Regions from separate parts of the Mus musculus genome. Here region 1 is linked to region 2. The links are chromatin loops, found by intact Hi-C in ENCODE. Cell type or tissue: gastrocnemius. All regions are shown on one strand. Each heading gives the region's core, and the rest is flanking DNA. Links, peaks and the distances in the headings are about the cores only.

The links. A loop is a pair of places that touch in the nucleus more often than their neighbours do. Peaks named below come from ENCODE experiments on the same cell type or tissue, not always from the same donor. Only the 100,000 strongest peaks of a DNase experiment are listed, where the experiment ranks them.
Region 1: it touches region 2 in a loop (2.3-fold over the local background); 4 of 42 quality-filtered maps call a loop at or near these places.

Annotation. Positions count from the first base shown.
Region 1 is chr14:17,735,868-17,744,602 of GRCm38, forward strand. The region is part of intron 1 of Thrb (thyroid hormone receptor beta); the gene reads left to right. Among named protein-coding and RNA genes, the nearest start is that of Thrb, 79 kb to the left of the region's middle. In gastrocnemius, for the core only: no CTCF peak of the experiment used is centred there; DNase peaks (open chromatin) are centred at 3,405 and 3,734; H3K4me3 peaks cover 1,103 bases; H3K27ac peaks cover 2,473 bases.
Region 2 is chr14:17,900,158-17,908,892 of GRCm38, forward strand. The region is part of intron 2 of Thrb (thyroid hormone receptor beta); the gene reads left to right. Among named protein-coding and RNA genes, the nearest start is that of Thrb, 240 kb to the left of the region's middle. In gastrocnemius, for the core only: a CTCF peak has its summit at 4,610; DNase peaks (open chromatin) are centred at 448 and 4,593; H3K27ac peaks cover 2,467 bases.

The sequences.
Region 1 (8,735 bases), core at 380-8,379, 160 kb before region 2:
GGGTGGATGCATTTTTGTTCACCTATCAGAGAAAGGAGGCTAACAGAAAATTTTAACTATCAGGTAAATATATCAATATTTGACTATTTCTGCCTTTTAGGTAAAGATTCATTAAAAATTACATCAGCAAAGCATAGAATTAAATTTACAAGAAAAATATTTTTCAAAAATCTTCCTTGGGTTTCTGCATTTGTGTTAAAGACAATTGTATCTTTTATCATGTAAAACGATGTAACTTTTAGGGTGGAATCTGGCTGGCACGATAACTGACTTATGAATCCAATATTTTTTATCGTATCTGTGAGTTATAGGCTGAAAGGGAAGGATAAAGCAATTTTTTATCACAACAAATTTCACCAAAAATGGGAATGAGAGAAATTTCTGGGTCCATAAATATCTTTTACCTGTAGACAGAAGCCAGTTCTGGGGAAAAGGTGGTTAGAAAGAGATTCTCCTGGGTTTAAGGGTATCAGCTTCTCAGAACTGGGTTCCGACCATGGGTAGTGAGTACGCATGCTGAGTATGATCTGTTTATATCAGTGTTCTAAAGACTGAAATTAGCTCTTTAATCCCTGCATAAGTTGGAGTGTATTTGAGATTATCGTTCTAAAAATGTCACACTAAATAAATAACATTTTCAAATAATGAAGAAAACTGTGACGTTTCGTCTGGTTTCTGGCCTTGAAAATATGCACGTGAGTGAGTGAAAGGGGGAGATGCTTCTTATCAGAACGGCAATCTGCAGACCCAGGAGCCTCCCATAACCTTTCTTTGGATCATTAGAGTGTTGAATATGCAATCAGGCAATCAGTAGAGTTTTCAGAGCCAGACACAGCCACAGTCTTGGAGGACATTTCTGTGGACATGGAGAAGGCCATGGAAATGCCCATGCTCCCACCAGAGGACACAGCTATCATAACTGGGTACTTATAGCTATTGGACTTGACTTCCTTCCTGTGGACAGTGCCTAATATTCACTGCCAAAGTTTGTTTCCTTTGAGCCCAGTTTATCTGAAGTGGCCAAGATCCACAAGCTGACCTTTACTTTCTTCAGATGTGTTAATATCATGGATTAAGCTCAGTTCAGTGGCTAGTCCAGCAGACCTAAGACTGTTAACACCATCAGCTCAATGCCTGAAGGAGAGTCTTACTAACTCTATCTGCACATTAACATTTGGAGACTGGGGGCACCTCACAGTTGCTCTATTTATCAAGAGATTAAAACTTAGACGTGATCACCACTGTTCTTGACTGCATGCCCATGATTGTCTGTACTATTCAGTGAGAAAGTCACACTCTCCTTTTCCTAATGATCTTAAATTGATTTCTTTTCTGCCTTACAATTGTTGATGTGTATGATCTTAACAATATAAAACTATTATAGGGACAGTAAAAGATATAGGCCTGGGAAGATGGCTCCAGTGTAAAGACCTGAGTATGTGTCCCTAGCATCCATCTTAAGGGCTCTGCAGAGCACACCTGTAACCTGATCCTGCAGAGCACACCTGTAACCTGATCCTGGGCAAGACAGAGACAGGAGGCTCCCTGGAGCTCACTGACTAATCTACCCTGTTACCTGTCTTTTACTACTTTGTGGGTTCTGCTTTACTCTGCCTCTACTGACCTTAGGAAAACCTTAGGTTCACCTTTAACCATTGAGCACCTGTCAACTCCTCGGTAGCTGACATAACCTTTTCATGTTTATGATTACCATTTGAAAGCTTGCATTTTGCTACTAATGAAGAACACTGCCAGGCAGTTTTTTTTTTTTCCATTTTTTATTAGGTATTTAACTCATTTACATTTCCAATGCTATACCAAAAGTCCCCCATATCCACCCACCCCCACTCCCCTGCCCACCCACTCCCCCTTTTTGGCCCTGGAATTCCCCTGTACTGGGGCATATAAAGTTTGCAAGTCCAATGGGCCTCTCTTTCCAGTGATGGCCGACTAGGCCATCTTTTGATATATATGCAGCTAGAGTCAAGAGCTCCGGGGTACTGGTTAGCTCATAATGTTGTTCCACCTATAGGGTTGCAGATCCCTTTAGCTCCTTGGCTACTTTCTCTAGCTCCTCCATTGGGAGCCCTATGATCCATCCATTAGCTGACTGTGAGCATCCACTTCTGTGTTTGCTGGGCCCCGGCATAGTCTCACAAGAGACAGCTACATCTGCGTCCTTTCAATAAAATCTTGCTAGTGTATGCAATGGTGTCAGCGTTTGGATGCTGATTATGGGGTGGATCCCTGGCTATGGCAGTCTCTACATGGTCCATCCTTTCATCTCAGCTCCAAACTCCGTCTCTGTAACTCCTTCCATGGGTGTTTTGTTCCCAAATCTAAGGAGGGGCATAGTGTCCACACTTCAGTCTTCATTCTCCTTGAGTTTCATGTGTTTAGCAAATTATATCTTATATCTTGGGTATCCTAGGTTTGGGGCTAATATCCACTTATCAGTGAATACATATTGTGTGAGTTTCTTTGTGAATGTGTTACCTCACTCAGGATGATGCCCTCCAGGTCCATCCATTTGGCTAGGAATTTCATAAATTCATTCTTTTTAATAGCTGAGTAGTACTCCATTGTGTAGATGTACCACATTTTCTGTATCCATTCCTCTGTTGAGGGGCATCTAGGTTCTTTCCAGCTTCTGGCTATTATAAATAAGGCTGCTATGAACATAGTGGAGCATGTGTCCTTCTTACCTGTTGGGGCATCTTCTGGATATATGCCCAGGAGAGGTATTGCTGGATCCTCCGGTAGTACTATGTCCAGTTTTCTGAGGAACCGCCAGACTGATTTCCAGAGTGGTTGTACAAGCCTGCACTCCCACCAACAATGGAGGAGTGTTCCTCTTTCTCCACATCCTCGCCAGCATCTGCTGTCACCTGAATTTTTGATCTTAGCCATTCTGACTGGTGTGAGGTGGAATCTCAGGGTTGTTTTGATTTGCATTTCCCTGATGATTAAGGATGTTGAACATTTTTTCAAGTGCTTCTCTGCCATTCGGTATTCCTCAGGTGAGAATTCTTTGTTCAGTTCTGAGCCCCATTTTTTAATGGGGTTATTTGATTTTCTGAAGTCCACCTTCTTGAGTTCTTTATATATGTTGGATATTAGTCCCCTATCTGATTTAGGATAGGTAAAGATCCTTTCCCAATCTGTTGGTGGTCTTTTTGTCTTATTGACGGTGTCTTTTGCCTTGCAGAAACTTTGGAGTTTCATTAGGTCCCATTTGTCGATTCTCAATCTTACAGCACAAGTGCCAGGCAGTTTTGAAATGACAGATTTCATTTTACTGAAAAATCAGTCAGCCAAAAACCAAGTCTGCATAAGAACACTGTCAGGGGAAAGTGATGTTCAGTGAAGAAAGCAGCCAGGACAGCTGGCACTCCAGCCACACCAGTGCCCTCCAGACCTCTGTCCCTCTTCCATCAGCACCAGCAGTGTATGTGGATCCTTGCCCCAAGGTACTCTGAGCATCACTAAGCCAGTGTTCTGGAGTAGAGCTTTCAATAAAATGACTTCATCAAGGATATTCTTGGTAAACTAGCTAGTTTTCCTCACTGCAATAATGTGGTATAAAAAGTTCAAGATACAATCTTTCTAGTGCATGCCCAAGTCTTACTCAAAACCATAGTACCATAGTAAAAAAGGAAGATAAGGTCAATTTTAGTCTCCTTAATCTCCTAGAGGAGCCTTTGGGGGTCCTGGAGACCTCCCACCATGCTTTGAGCTGAATCCAGGTTTGACAAGTGCTGGCATGTCACCTATTACGCCTCTTTTTTTTTTTTTTTTTTGAGTACTAGCTTCTGGGAATATATGGATCATTGCTCTGGAGACTGGCTTTTGTGTACTAGTTGTTTTTTTCCAGTAAGTGGGTTTGCATTTCTTTCATGTATGTAACCACTCACTACATTATCTCCTGTTTTAATTTTTAAAACATTACATCAAAAACTGGAGAGAGGTCTCAGCAGTTGAAACTGTGCTGTGCTCCAGCTGAAGAGTGGAGTTTTGCTTCTGGCACCAACATCCTCCAGCTCATCCACATGTAACTCCAGCTCTATAGTATCTGACGTCACCTTCTGGACTTCCTGGGGACTGCATGCATATGTACAGGCCTATACGTTCACACACACACACAAAATTCCCATGATTATAAAAATAAAAATTTACAGCAATATTACTATCCTATATAATTACTTTTACCAAGATCTTCCTTACTCAGCACGATGCCATTACATCTTCTAGAAAGGTCTGTTATGCTCTTTATAGATCTAGCTCCTACATCATAACTGCTAGATGACACTGGAGTCTTTGTTCTAGAATTAATATACATCTGTGTGCATTCTGAATTTTCACTGTTGTAACTATTTCCTTAAAGAAGGTCACTCCGAGTTCTAAGTTTTCTTCTCCCAATTTTCTTTGATGTGGCTTTCCAACTTTACATCTTGGTGTGGTTCTAACCTCTCGCTCACTCTCACTCCCTTTCTGGGAAAGGTTTGAACATATGCACCAAAATCTTCAAAGACAGAAAAATTTTGGTCAGGAAGTTCTGTTTCTGAGAGTTATCATATAGGTTCTTTGGACATCAGGAATGAATACAAAAATCAGTGTATAGTTGTATCCTGTGTGTCACTGTGCATAGAAGCAGAACCTGGAGATAGCAGCCTCTTAGGCCTTGCTGCTTGTGGCAGTTTTGTTCACACACTGAGGGAGAAACCAGGCTCTTCGTGCATACTAGGGAAGTGCTTTTTCGCAAGCCAAGCCACAGCAGCAGCGCTTTATAATTTACTTTGACATGGGGTCTTCTTAGTTGTTCACCCTGGCCTTAACCTAACTCTACAGAGTTTCAAACTCTGGCATCACTTAAACAGAAAATTATCAGCGTAAGTTATGATATCTTTTCATAAATAACTAGTTATTTTGTATCCTATTAAATTATACATTTTATACCACTATACTTATCAAAATGGGTGATAAAAATGTAGGCGATTTTTATTTTCTTTAAATATTTTTTCTTGTCTACTTTAATAAAGAAAGATGTGTTGGTACAAAAAAATGGAGGAAAAGTTAGAGGATATAATTCGAAATTTCATCTCAAATTAAATGTCGGGATAGGCCAATACAGAAGATCAGCTAAGGAATTTGACACAGGAGTCATGGGGAAGCTCAGTCTGGCCTCCAGATGTGATTCAGTGGGGCCTGGGGCTGTAACACATTGACCTCACAGGGTAAGTAGCTTTAAAGTACACACAGCAGCTGATTGATCTGAGGTCTGCAACGACAGAAAATAGTCCTACAGTTCTGAATAGGCAGTCAGAGCAGGCAGCAGACCAGCCACAGCTGGATAGTTCTGATGGAGCCCCATTCTCTCTCAGCAGTCTCCTTGACCATATGCCATGTATAAAGACACACTTTTGCCCAAATACCTTGCCCAGAGTTTTTCTTTCCTCAGCTTTCCTCTTCAAACTCTGCTTTCTTCTCTCTTGCTCTGGGCTTTGGCAGGCAGACCTGAGCAAAAAGTCAAAGCCTGCATGGCAGGTAGCTAAGCTGTGCAAACCCAGCTTCACTCTTTCCTCCTCAAGCTATCAATGGGCCATTTCCTCTAGGAAGCAGAGGTACTTAGATTTGTGTGTCATGCTGTTATGTGAGTCTGCACTCCAGAATTTCTGGTTCTAGCTGGCTGGCATGGGCCTGAAAAACCACATTTGAAAAAAGTTCTCAATTGGTGCAGAAGTTTCTAGTCCCTGGGCCACACCACCAGCAAATTAGTGTGATCAGAGAGAGCCAGCCAGCACAAGGGGTCAAGGAATACTGCAGTTTACTGGAATTTGGAAATTGAATGATGCTGTCTTTAAGACCGCCTGTCTCTTGGCAGGAAGTTAGGTGGCAGAGGGGACAGGCCTGACAGCATTGGTACAAAAACAAAAAAGTCTTTCTAATAGTAGTGATAGTTACAATGACTGTAGCACTATAGCAATTGTGATGGTTAATAATGAAACCAGTAAATAACCAAGGACTGTTTCACCTTCTATGTCATGACAAAATTCATGAACATGGTCATGAAAGAAAAGAATCAAGACTTGGGGTTCAGCACAGGGGAGATGGTTCACTGGCCAAAGTGATTAGCCCACAAGTGTGAAGACCAGAGTTCAGATCTCTAGAAACCCACATAAACACTGGATGGGTGTGGCAGCTGGCCTGCATCTCCAGCCCATAAAGATGGAGAGATGGAATCCCTGAGCAAGCTGGATAACAAGACTAGCCATAGAGTAGGCTATGAGCAAAATGGAGAGAAGTAAAAGGAAAAGTGGTAGTTAGAATGGTTATAACTGACAACCTTGGGAACACACACACACACACACACACACACACACACACACACAAATAATAATAAGAGAGAGAAAAAAACAGAAAAGATGAGAACAGATGCAACAGAGCCACAGAAAGCCATGAGTTTGGAAGATGTCTCTTCAATGTTACATTTGCAGTTCCTGTCACAGACCTTACAACTCAGCGAGAGTTGCTCCCTTCTCTCCTGTGGGTATTATTTGTCTTTGGCTAATAGTTTCAGTGTAGTCATTTTTATAGCCCTGTATATTATCAAATGGGTTTTTATTGCTCAATCTATTTACTCCCTTTCTCAACCTATTGCATTCATCCTGCCTTTAGAGGCCAAGTGTAAACTGAAATGTAGATAAAAGAGATGGTGCTTTTTTTTTTTTTTCTAAAAATCCCATTTGTGTTTTTCCTTCTCGTGTTAAGTTATGAATTCAGTAATTGGTAGTTAATTAGATATAAGTGCTGTGCTCCCAGACATCCTGGGTTATTCATGTCTCTGCATACATCTTCATCTGCCCTTCATTTTTCAAACACCAGACCTATAATTATGCCAGAAGCCATCTAAGCCAGAGAATATTTTGCATTTCCTTATTGCTACCTACAGAGATTAAGGTTGCAGAAAATGTTGGACTTGAAAAACAAATTTTAACCCCATTTTTGTGGACAACTCAGTAAGACAAAATTAGAGGTATCTGAATCACAGATTTCAAAATTTATTGAAACACGTCTAAATCATGTAAGCTGTCTGTTGGCTCGAGTGCTGACCTTGCAGATCACATAGATCTAAGATTTAAAATGAAGATGGCCTTGTTTGCACAGGCCTGACGCCTATCCTCACTTCTCTGCCAAGTTTTTGCCTGTGTAGCATGCTTCTGTCTATGTACCAAACTCTTCTGCTACTGCCCTGAGTATTTGTCATAAGCTTCTAGAGTGTTCCTTTATATCTCCGTTGCATGTTGCTTTAGGGTCAGTGTTCCTGCACAGATTCATTGGCAGACTAACTCCGTACATGTGCCTGGGGTAGGAAGACAGATACATTTTGTTTTGTATGAAAAAAAAAATCTTGGCTCAAGGATTGTGTTGAAAACGCCTGTCTTTGTTTACAGCCAAGTGTTAATCTTTCTAAAAATGTTCCTCACCCTGAAGGACAGCCAAAAGGCAGTACCCTATTAGAACCTTGGGTTCAGATTGCAAATGTGTTTGGCTAGCTCTCTGTTGAGGTTCAAATTTGCTTGGAATTATTTTAAATATTTGTGTGGAAGTGCTGATATTTACTAGCTCGCTGCTGATAAGCACCCACTAATGAATACCTTGGCTGACGGCTCTTAGTTCTCGGGCTCCTGTAAGCACCAAGCAAATGTAATTTGTTCCAGTGAAGGACTTTGTCCCAGAAGCTGTCTGCCTTAGGACTAGAAAGGAATTGAGGCTGATTTTTAGATTCACATTTGGTTCTTTCAGTAGAAGAACTGGAAAGTTCTTGGGAAGTAACTCACATACTATGCTCCCTCAATCTTTTTCCTTTTGTAGTTTCTGTTTCCAGATGACTTTTGTTTAAACTGGAGACACGCTGGGTGATACAGGGAAGTGCCCATGTAGGAATGGGGCTGCCTGGGACTGTCATATTTAGCTCATGCTCTGGACAAGTTGAGTGATTTCTCTAATGCTGGTGCAATGAATGTGGAAGTGAAAAGCACGGTCATTTGTAAACCATTTTCCAGCTAGAAGAATGTGTGGGTGTGAAGCTCTGTCACAAGATGCTAGGCTAGCATCACACAGACTCTCTCCCAACCCCTTTGCCTGCCAGTTTTGCTCTCTGCATGTTTCAAGCTCAATGTTGACAAAATGTTATGTTTATTTAGAAGTCATTTTTAACAATCAAGGTTTGAGTTGCCCATCCTTTCCTTCTTCCATGTTTCTTTGCCCCACTCCAATCTACTTTTTGAAAAATAAGGGTTAATTATTCATATTTATCACACACTATTTTTTTAGTCAATTCTTCTATGCATTCCAATATAAGCAGCTATCATAAAAAATACCCTTGGCTCTGTTGATTTTTTTTCTGGAGAAACTACTGTGATTTACAGCACCTTGGACACTCGAGGGGGCAATTCTTTGGTCTGTTCTACCAGTAGAAAAATTATTATCTGTATGTTATTGGAACTGGCCTTATCAGCAGTGATTTTGTAAAACCTGGTGGGTTAAGCTCCCCTTAGAACAATGCTCCCCACCCACCATCCAGGACTGTGTGAGGTCAATTCTTTATAAAACAGACTTGCAAAGGGGCTGTAATTATGCATGTGTGAAAGGGTCCTCTCTACCGCAGATGTGAATACTGCCAAGGAGACTACAAGGACTATGTATGTGTTTCTATGGCTTAGGTCTTATGTGGT
Region 2 (8,735 bases), core at 165-8,164:
ATAACCTGGGTTTAAGTCAGCACCTACCTGGCTCCTCCACCTGCCTGCAACTCTGGGCCTCCGCCATGAGAGGTTCTGCCCTCTATGGACTTTGGGAATATTGCCAATCAAGGGACACAATCTGGTTTCTCTTTGTGTGAAGTATTCTGACAGAGTCTTTCGGGTAGCACATTAATCTACCCAGAAGGGAAATTCCTGCAGGAGGAGTAGAGAAATGATGTGAAGCTTGAGGAATAGTGGAATGCATAAATGGAGACCCAAGAAAGAACATGTCTGCCCCTATGTGGGGTGACCCAATAAAGAAAGAGCAGGTGAAAACTGATGAGTCAGGAAGGGAAAGGGAGCTTTGCTGGCCCCTGCCCCAGAGAGAGAGAGCTTAGGACCCGGACACACTGCAGAGGTATGCCAGAGCACAAAGCCACACCACCTGCCATACTGGCTCTAGACACATTCCAAGCTGGCAGCCTAGGCAGCAGAAGGGAGTGTGAATGGTGTAACAGACGCTGCCCATTCAGAAATTCTGGAGTTTTGGGCCCGCCATCTGTTTTAACTCATTAGTGTACAGATAAATCTAAGAACCCCTTGCCCCATGATAGCAATATATAGGGTGCTCATGCTGTTAGTAGATAGTATGGAGAATTCTGTTCTGGTTACATCCATCTTCTCAGTGAATAAAAGCAGACACTCACAGGTTCCAGCAGTAGATATGGAGATGGTAACCAGAAACTAGGAACAACTGGAGATTTGAGGAAAGAGAATGCTTATATGAAAATGACAGATAAACAGTCCACACTGAAAGATGGCTTGTGAGAAAGCCAGTGAGGAGTATATGAACGAAATGACTAAGATCTTGAAATGTAAGCTTTATGAAGAAACATGCCTTTCTCCAAAATGCCTTGTCCTCTTTCTCAAAGCAAGCTCATCTATCTATCATTGATGCTCCAAGTCCCCTGGTCCTTGGTCACAGTCTTGCCATTGACACAGCACAATTCACGTGTCCCAGATGCAACACATAGCAAGAACTGCCAAGCTAGTTGGATGGTAACCGAGTTAGCAGGAGTCAGAGTCTGTACTCACACAGGGTTTCAAAAACTAAACCAAAGACAAATCAAAACAAATCTTTTTTCTCTTCTCCTAGTGACCAAGTTTTCTTATTTGGGCAAACTTTCTGGAAAAAAGGGACCATAATCTATCCCATTTATATGAAATGACCAGCATGTTTTAGTTGCTTGGAACTGAGAACCAGGGTGAGAATAGCTGGGTGATGCAGTTGCTTTCTGAGGTAATACATTCCAAACTTGACCACTGTCCTGATCATATAAGCCTGTGTACCAAGCTCCTTTGAATTGTTGATTCTAGATGGGGAGGTAGTAGAATTCTATCTCAGTAAAGCTAAGTTTTTAAAACTTAATCACCCAAAAATCCAATGAATAAATTGTTCAAGCCTATAACTGGATTTCCTACACCTATCAAGTAAACAGAACTCACCCTCTCTTCCTTCATTCCTTTCTGTTTTTCTTTCTTTCTTTTTTTTTTTTCAAGACCGGGTCTCTCTGCATAGCCCTGGCTGTCCTGGAACTCATGCCGTACACCAAGCCTCTGACTCCCAAACTAAAGGAGTAAAGGTATTCAACACCATACCAGGCTAAAACAGCTCTCTTTAAATGCTATGAGATTTCAAAAAAAAAAAAAAAAATCCAAACAAAGAAAGTTCTAGATTCTGACACTTAAAAATTAAAAAAAACAAAAAACAAAAAACAAAAAACAAAAAAACAACTTTTTGTTTTCCAAGAACGAAAGGAAGGAAGAGGGAAAGAGACACAGAGAGAGGAAGGGAAGAAGCCACTGCCCACTCTGCACAGCCCTTTTGGAAAACTTCAGGTTGAATTCCAAATCTAACTCTGTTCCTTAAAGCTGGTTCTTTCTGGTCCTCCAAAGCTAATGTCCTGGAAGCACAGCAAGGTCTTCCTCTTTCCTAAGGGAGGCCTATGCTGAGAGAAACACCCGTCTGCTTCCATCTCCTCTCTTGGCAGCCCTGTTTGCTATGTGTTGTTTTTCCTTCTAGTTTCTGGACCCAGTTTAGGGAAGCATGCTCTCAGATGCCGCAGCTGAGATGCAGCTTGTCTGGGATGAGTACTGGTGCTCCCTAGTCATGTTCCTGGTGACTCAAGTGCCTGGGAGATCAAGCATCTAATCCAGCTTGTCTTGTTACCGGAAGAGTTCTAAGGCATGGTGTCACACCTTGTAGCAACAGGAGGGTACGCTGTCAAGACCAGCTACCCTGACAGTTACATTTTAAGCTCCTGGGACAGTTACTCACACTCGTTGGGCAATATAAAGAAGGCATCCAGAAGCTGTGTAAGCTTCTCCACTAATGGCTCTGTGACCTTGGGCAAGCCATTTCGTTTTCCATTTCCCTGTCTAAAAATAAGCTGAATCAAGCAATCTCTGGGGTTCCTTCCAACTCTGAACTGCAAAGAAGGCTTTGAGCTTGGGAGAAGTGAAAGGCTATCACCCCAGAGTGACCTAGGTTTGCTAGAGTCATCTCCATCTACTTCTTTGGCCTCCAAAGGCCTGAGTTGCCTCCTGTTCAATAAAACAATGGGCTTACTGCCAGCCTAGGTCCAACCTCTAGAGTGCTGCACTCAGAACCACCATGGGCTCTCTGTGGTTGGACCAACCCCCACTCAAGATATGCAGGAGCCTGGTGGCCCTGCATAGGACAGGTACAATTATCTGTGTGATTCAGAGCTCAAAGCTGCTCTGACCTTCCAGTGAGGGTCTCCATTATAGCCAAGGTGCACTTAGGGTAGCTTGTCTAGTTGAACTGTTAGCTGCCAGAGAACCCGGGCTGGAAATCAGCTTTCTTGTTTGTTCCTTCCCTTCCTCCCTTCTCATTCCCCTAAGTTTATTTTGGTTTGGAAGTCCAGCTTACCCAGGGGAATGCAGACCTTTCTTCCTTTTCCTGTGTCTGTGCCTCAGCTTGGCTTGGCCCACCTACCCCAGCTCTCAGGCGTCACTAGCGTGGCTAGCTTCCCTTTTAGAATTTTCCCTTGTGCCCCAAGGTTTACAGGGTCCAGCCTTGGCCCCAGCTCTTCCTCTCCCTCTGCTCTGCTCAGAGGTACCAATCTCCAGCCCAGTGTGATCCAATGAGCACAAAGAAAGCATTCTGATTCATGGAACCAATGTAAGATTCTGACTCACTGCCCAAGGCTTTGGACAGATCTGCTGGCATGGGGGAATGTTGCTAGACCCAAGTTAATATGCTTAATGGATCATCAGCCTTGACCTACAGGATTACTAGGTGTCTCTGTTAAATGCATTCTTCTGGTTTCTGTAATGCAGCTACAGATACCAGGGTCCTCTGTACACCTGACAGTCCTCCCTACGGCTACCAAATAGCCTCATATACCCCTTTAAAACTCAAATACCTCACAGAACCTACTCATGACTGAACCCTCTCCTTCATCTGCAGTGGGAGAGTCAGCCCTTTTCCTATACTCCAAACCGTCTCCTCCATATGGGGTCTCTTCCAAGGACCTCTTCCCAGGATCTCTTCCTCCCTCCTCTTTAAAGGAAAATTATATATATATAATGAAAGAATATGTGTGAGTATATGAATGATGAATATATATTATAAACATATAATTTTCTCTTTAAAAGTATGTATGTGTGAATAGACACGCATGTATACATATCATCCTTTTCACTGTCTCTTAAAACCCTCCAAGTGAGTCTTCCATTAGGGTTTACTTTGTTTGGATGCTTTTAAAGTTCATCTCTTACTGAACTTTCATTTGCTTCACGATGACATTTGCACACATGCATGTGCTGTGCTTTGACAGGGTTTACCCTCCCTCGTGCCCTATTCTGTGCCTTCCCTTCTCCTGTTTTCTCTGTGACCCTTCCACAATGCTGGTACTCTTACTCATTTTTCTTCCATATCTGAAGGAAAACACTTGTCTTTGTGTGGTTGGTATGTTCCTACAACATGATGGTCTCTTGTTCCTGCTATCCTGCAAACAACATGATTTTATTCTTCATAGCAGAGTAGAAGTCCACTGTAAATTTCAAAACACATCTCCTGCATCAGACCCCCAGCTTCCACTCCCCACCCCACCCCAACATGTCTGTCTCCTCATCCCCCACTGACTCTGACATGATCCATCCAACAACCAAGTAACACTTGTTAAAGTCATGGAGGCCCTGTGACCATCTTCTGACTTCTTACCAGAGTCAATACCCAAGTCACTCCTTCCTGTCACAAGCACCTCCCCTAGCGTCTGTGCTTTAAATCCTTAGGCCCCAGTACTCTGTTCCCCTAGACACGTCCATGCACATATGTCCTTCCTTAGCAGCTCACTTTTTCTTTTCTTCCCTTTTACTAAGCATAGGTTTTCTCATACAGTATACTCTGATTACAGTTTCCCTTTCCTCTGCTCCTTCCAGGTCCTCCCCACCTTCCCTTCCATCTAGGTGTACTCCCTGAGCTCTGGGAAGAGAGATTGGATGTCCACATTCAATTTAGATGTCCTTGGAGGTTAGAAAGTGGTATCAGATACCCTGGAGCTGGTCCTGGAGGCAGTTGGGAGCCACCTGGTGGCACTGGGAACCAACTTCAGTCCTCTGCAAGATCAGAATGCACGCTCAACCACTGAGCCAGCCTCCAGAGTGACTTCTGAAGGTTAGATGTAATCATTCTTACTTCTTTTGCACATACCTTCAACTTACCCATAAATATAAAATCCTGCCTTGTGCAGCAAGTGGATCATGCTGTTATTGTTCCATGGAGACTCACACCTATCATGGAATGCTTTCTGCCTCCCCTGAGAGGCCTTAATACCCCCAGCTGCAAGGCAGTCAGGCAGCCAGGCAGCCAGGTAGCCAGGTACTCACAGCCTGTGTCTGAGAGTCCCTACCTGGCCTTGCTCTGATGTGCTGCAGCAGCCCAGCTCCTCGGAGGCCACAGCCTCTGATTATCAGACCAGCACTTTGTGGTCCAGGCTCCCTGTGTCATAGAGTCTAGGCTTGGGACTTACCTTCTTAGACTTTCTGCCCAGGCTGCTCATACCTGCCCTTCAATCTCATCCTGATCTTGGCCCTTGGGGACTCACACCCCACTCACCACTTCTCGTCAAATCCCACATCTTGGTATTTGCTCTACAGCACTTAACATAACTGTAATTCTACATTGACAAGCAAATTAGTTTGATTGGTGTCTGGTCTTTTCTGTAAGTATAGATAATGTATTACTTTTCTTTTACCCTACACATCTAGTTCCTAGCACACAATAATTGATCAGTAGCCCTACAAAAAGAGTTCACTGCTGTGTTACCTTTCTTGGGGAGTCTATTATACACAGGCCATGCGGCAAATAGCAGAAGACTAAAGTAATTATTGCATCCAACTCCAGCGTGGTGAGCCAGTGATTTTACTGGAGTCACTTACAGAACCATGGATAAGGGTTACCTCCATGAGCATGCATGAGAAGAATCCTACAGTAATGAGGGTTACTCCAGGAGAGTGGGAGGAGTTAGTTATCTATCTACTCAGTTAGAACATGAGTGATAAGAGGGAAGTTACCCGTGGGGGTAGAGCAGGAATAAGAGTCACCTCCAGAATAGGGAGAGTTATCAGTGTGGGGGAGGATGTTTTAGTGCCTGCATCACAGAAAGGCCCACATGAGTGACAGCTCACAAAAGCTTTATCATTGTGACTCTTCCACCAGACAGCTTCCTCTTCCCTAGCACCTGTGGTGTCACCTCAAGGAAGGGCATCTGGGTCTATTTTGTAAGTCTCATGAGCCCACCCTTCTCCCGCAAGAAGGAGTGCTTCAATCCAGGGGAAACGACTATACAAAACAGGCATAAAGAGAGAGAGAAGGGCGTAATGGAAGGATGTGGTTATGGCGCACTTGATCTAAGATAATGTACTTCAGCTCAAGTACAAGATTTACTGATTGAATGAACATAATGCACATTTTCCCATTAAAAAAGAACGAGAGAGATTTAAGGATTTAATCACATGAATCAGTTAAAGTATTTTATCCTCAGAAAACAAAACAAAACAAAAAATAATAAAGATGTGTTTACTTTATACCATATCCCTGGACTCTATTTCTATAGGAATATTATAATGATGATAAAACCAAGTGTGATGTGTGTTTCCTGAGAGCACAAGTGCTTCTGAAATCCAGACTGGTGGCTTGTGCTTCGTTCTGTGGTTAGGGAGGAAACCCAAGGGGACACCTGCTTATGGAGGACTCAGCCTTCCTCTTCCACATGACTACTGTCATTAGCATCCCCTCCCATCCCCAGGAACTCAGCTATTGATCAAAGGAGAATCAAGGTAATGCATGTGCCAGTTGTGTTTGGAACAAAGTCTTTGTTTGGACACACAGGCATGCCAACTCTCCCTAGAAAGAAATGTCTTAGTGCATTCAGTCAGCTCCAAAGAACTGAGCCCTTTCCAAGGAGAAAAGAGTAGAAAGAAAAGGAGGGAAAGAAAGGAGAGGGTAGAAGGAAGTCAGTCAGATAGACAGACAGACAGGCGTAACCTTGATAAGCAGACCTGTAGTGCTACAAGCCTCCCCTACATTCTAGCATGCTGGGACACACATGTTGCCTCTCAGGCGCTGATGCTCAACAGTCCCTGGAAGGACTCGTTGTTACTTCCCTGATTCTAAACATGGACAGGTCCTCTTCTGGGAGAGTCTTCAGGGATAGCAGTATATTATCAAGCACATCTTCATCCTTGTGAAGGTACATTTGATTTTTAGCAAGAATCCAAATGCCGTGAAGAACCAAATCTAGTAAATGCACTCAGGATTCAAACAAAGTTTAAATCAAGATGACCCACTCTCTGACGTGGTGAGAAAAAGAAGCGACTTTGAGAGCAGACCATCTGGTTCTTCAAGAAGAGTTCCAGGAACGTGTGAAGAAATGGAAAATATCCCCAGCTTCCTAGGATGGCAGGGCTTGCACATTCTGCTGTGTTTGTTTAAAAACCCAGTCTCTTTTCTTTAGAGATTTGAGCTGGCCATCCACTAAACCAGCTTAGGCTGGCAGGGTGTGTTTGATTTGGCCAATGTAGTGGTTTTATTTTAAAACTGAATTAGAATTTTAAAACCAGGAGATTCCAAGTACAAATTTGTATTTCTGGTCTCCTCTGGAAAATCTGAAGCCCCAGTAAAACTGCTTCCCAGGCCTGTCCAGTTCCTGGAACTGTTTCTGCTCCTCCATGGAGGAGACATTGAGACCAGCTCAAGTCCTTTTTACTGTTTACTACTGTCAGCTCTAAAGTGGCCTTCCAGGTTCTACTCACTCCCTCACAGCTTGCTGGCTCTCTTTGACATCTGCATCAGAATGCAGCACTGCAGGTGTCTACTGAATGGATGGATGTGATCTAGCATGGGTGCCTGTTTGATGGGTGAATGTCTAGCCTCTGGCTCCCACAGGCATGCATGGCCTCTTGAGTCACACTGAGCAGGAAAGATATCTATGTATTCCTGTTTCCATACAACTAATGCAGTGTGTGTTTCTCCCCTCCCCCACATTACCTTGTACCACTGCCATGCTGTTGCATTGTTTTCACAGCAGTCTGGGAAAGCATCCATTCTTCCTCAAGCTTCCCACCTTTGTATGTACTTCTTTGCACTTTATTCATTTATTCTTCTCATCTTACTAAAATAGATTAAAGTTTTGGAGTAAAAAACATCGCCACCAGTCATTTAGCCACCTAGGTCCCCTTCCCTGATAGCAAACATGGTCTCTGGCCTGTCTATACCAAAATACTCCTTGCATAAATGTCTGTGTCCTTCAGTCTCTGTGTGCCTGGGTGTCACATACCCTGTACACTGCTGTGTGCTTAATTGACAAGGTTTCCTAGTAGTTATTCCATGTCTCAAAGTGTTTCCTTGTTTTTAATATTCAAAGTGTCCCATTGGATGAGTGTTCTGTGGGTTATTTACATAGTGACTGATGGCAGATGTTTAAATTTTACAAATTGACTTGTACTGGGATCCTCAGTGATGTGGAAGTTCACAAGAATTGAGATTGCAGGTGGGCTTCTGTGTTGTATGACATAGTAAAAGTTCTTCACTACTTTCAGGCAAGGAGAGGGACCCCTTGGCTTTCCCTTATAGCTTCTATTGATGTGCTTCAATTTTCCTCAACTTGACATTTAGCCAGAGGTAGAATACGAGCTGTGGATCCAACTATAGGGTATTTTCCCCTAGATGGTTTACTCTTTATCTCATCTCCATGAATTGATAGAACCCAGGTCTTAGCACACTGCGAATCTCTACATATTAAATTCTCAGGTAGGCTGCCCATTTTGTACATTGGCACCAGTGTCTGAACATCTATAATGGTCCATCAATCTGCTACCTTCTCACAGCAGCAATAGATGCTGTTTTAATGGTACAGGCATTGTGCTGTGTCCCACTAGCTTACAGGTGAACTTTGTTCCTTCTTCCAGTGTTCTCGAAGTTAATATTGTGTCAAGATGACCTTCATATAACCTCGTTCAGACTGCCAAGCCATCATGACCAAGCAGTGGGCCTCATTCAAATCCATTTTTTCATCACACAAGGAAATCAATACCTTTCTCTCAGCAGACTCTGCTAAGCACTGCCAGTTTAGCATTTCCCCATCTGTGGGAAATGCTCTGCTTTGCCTGGAGAACTCTTCCTTCTCTTTGTTTCCATTGAGTCCTTTACTGATATTTAAGCCTTT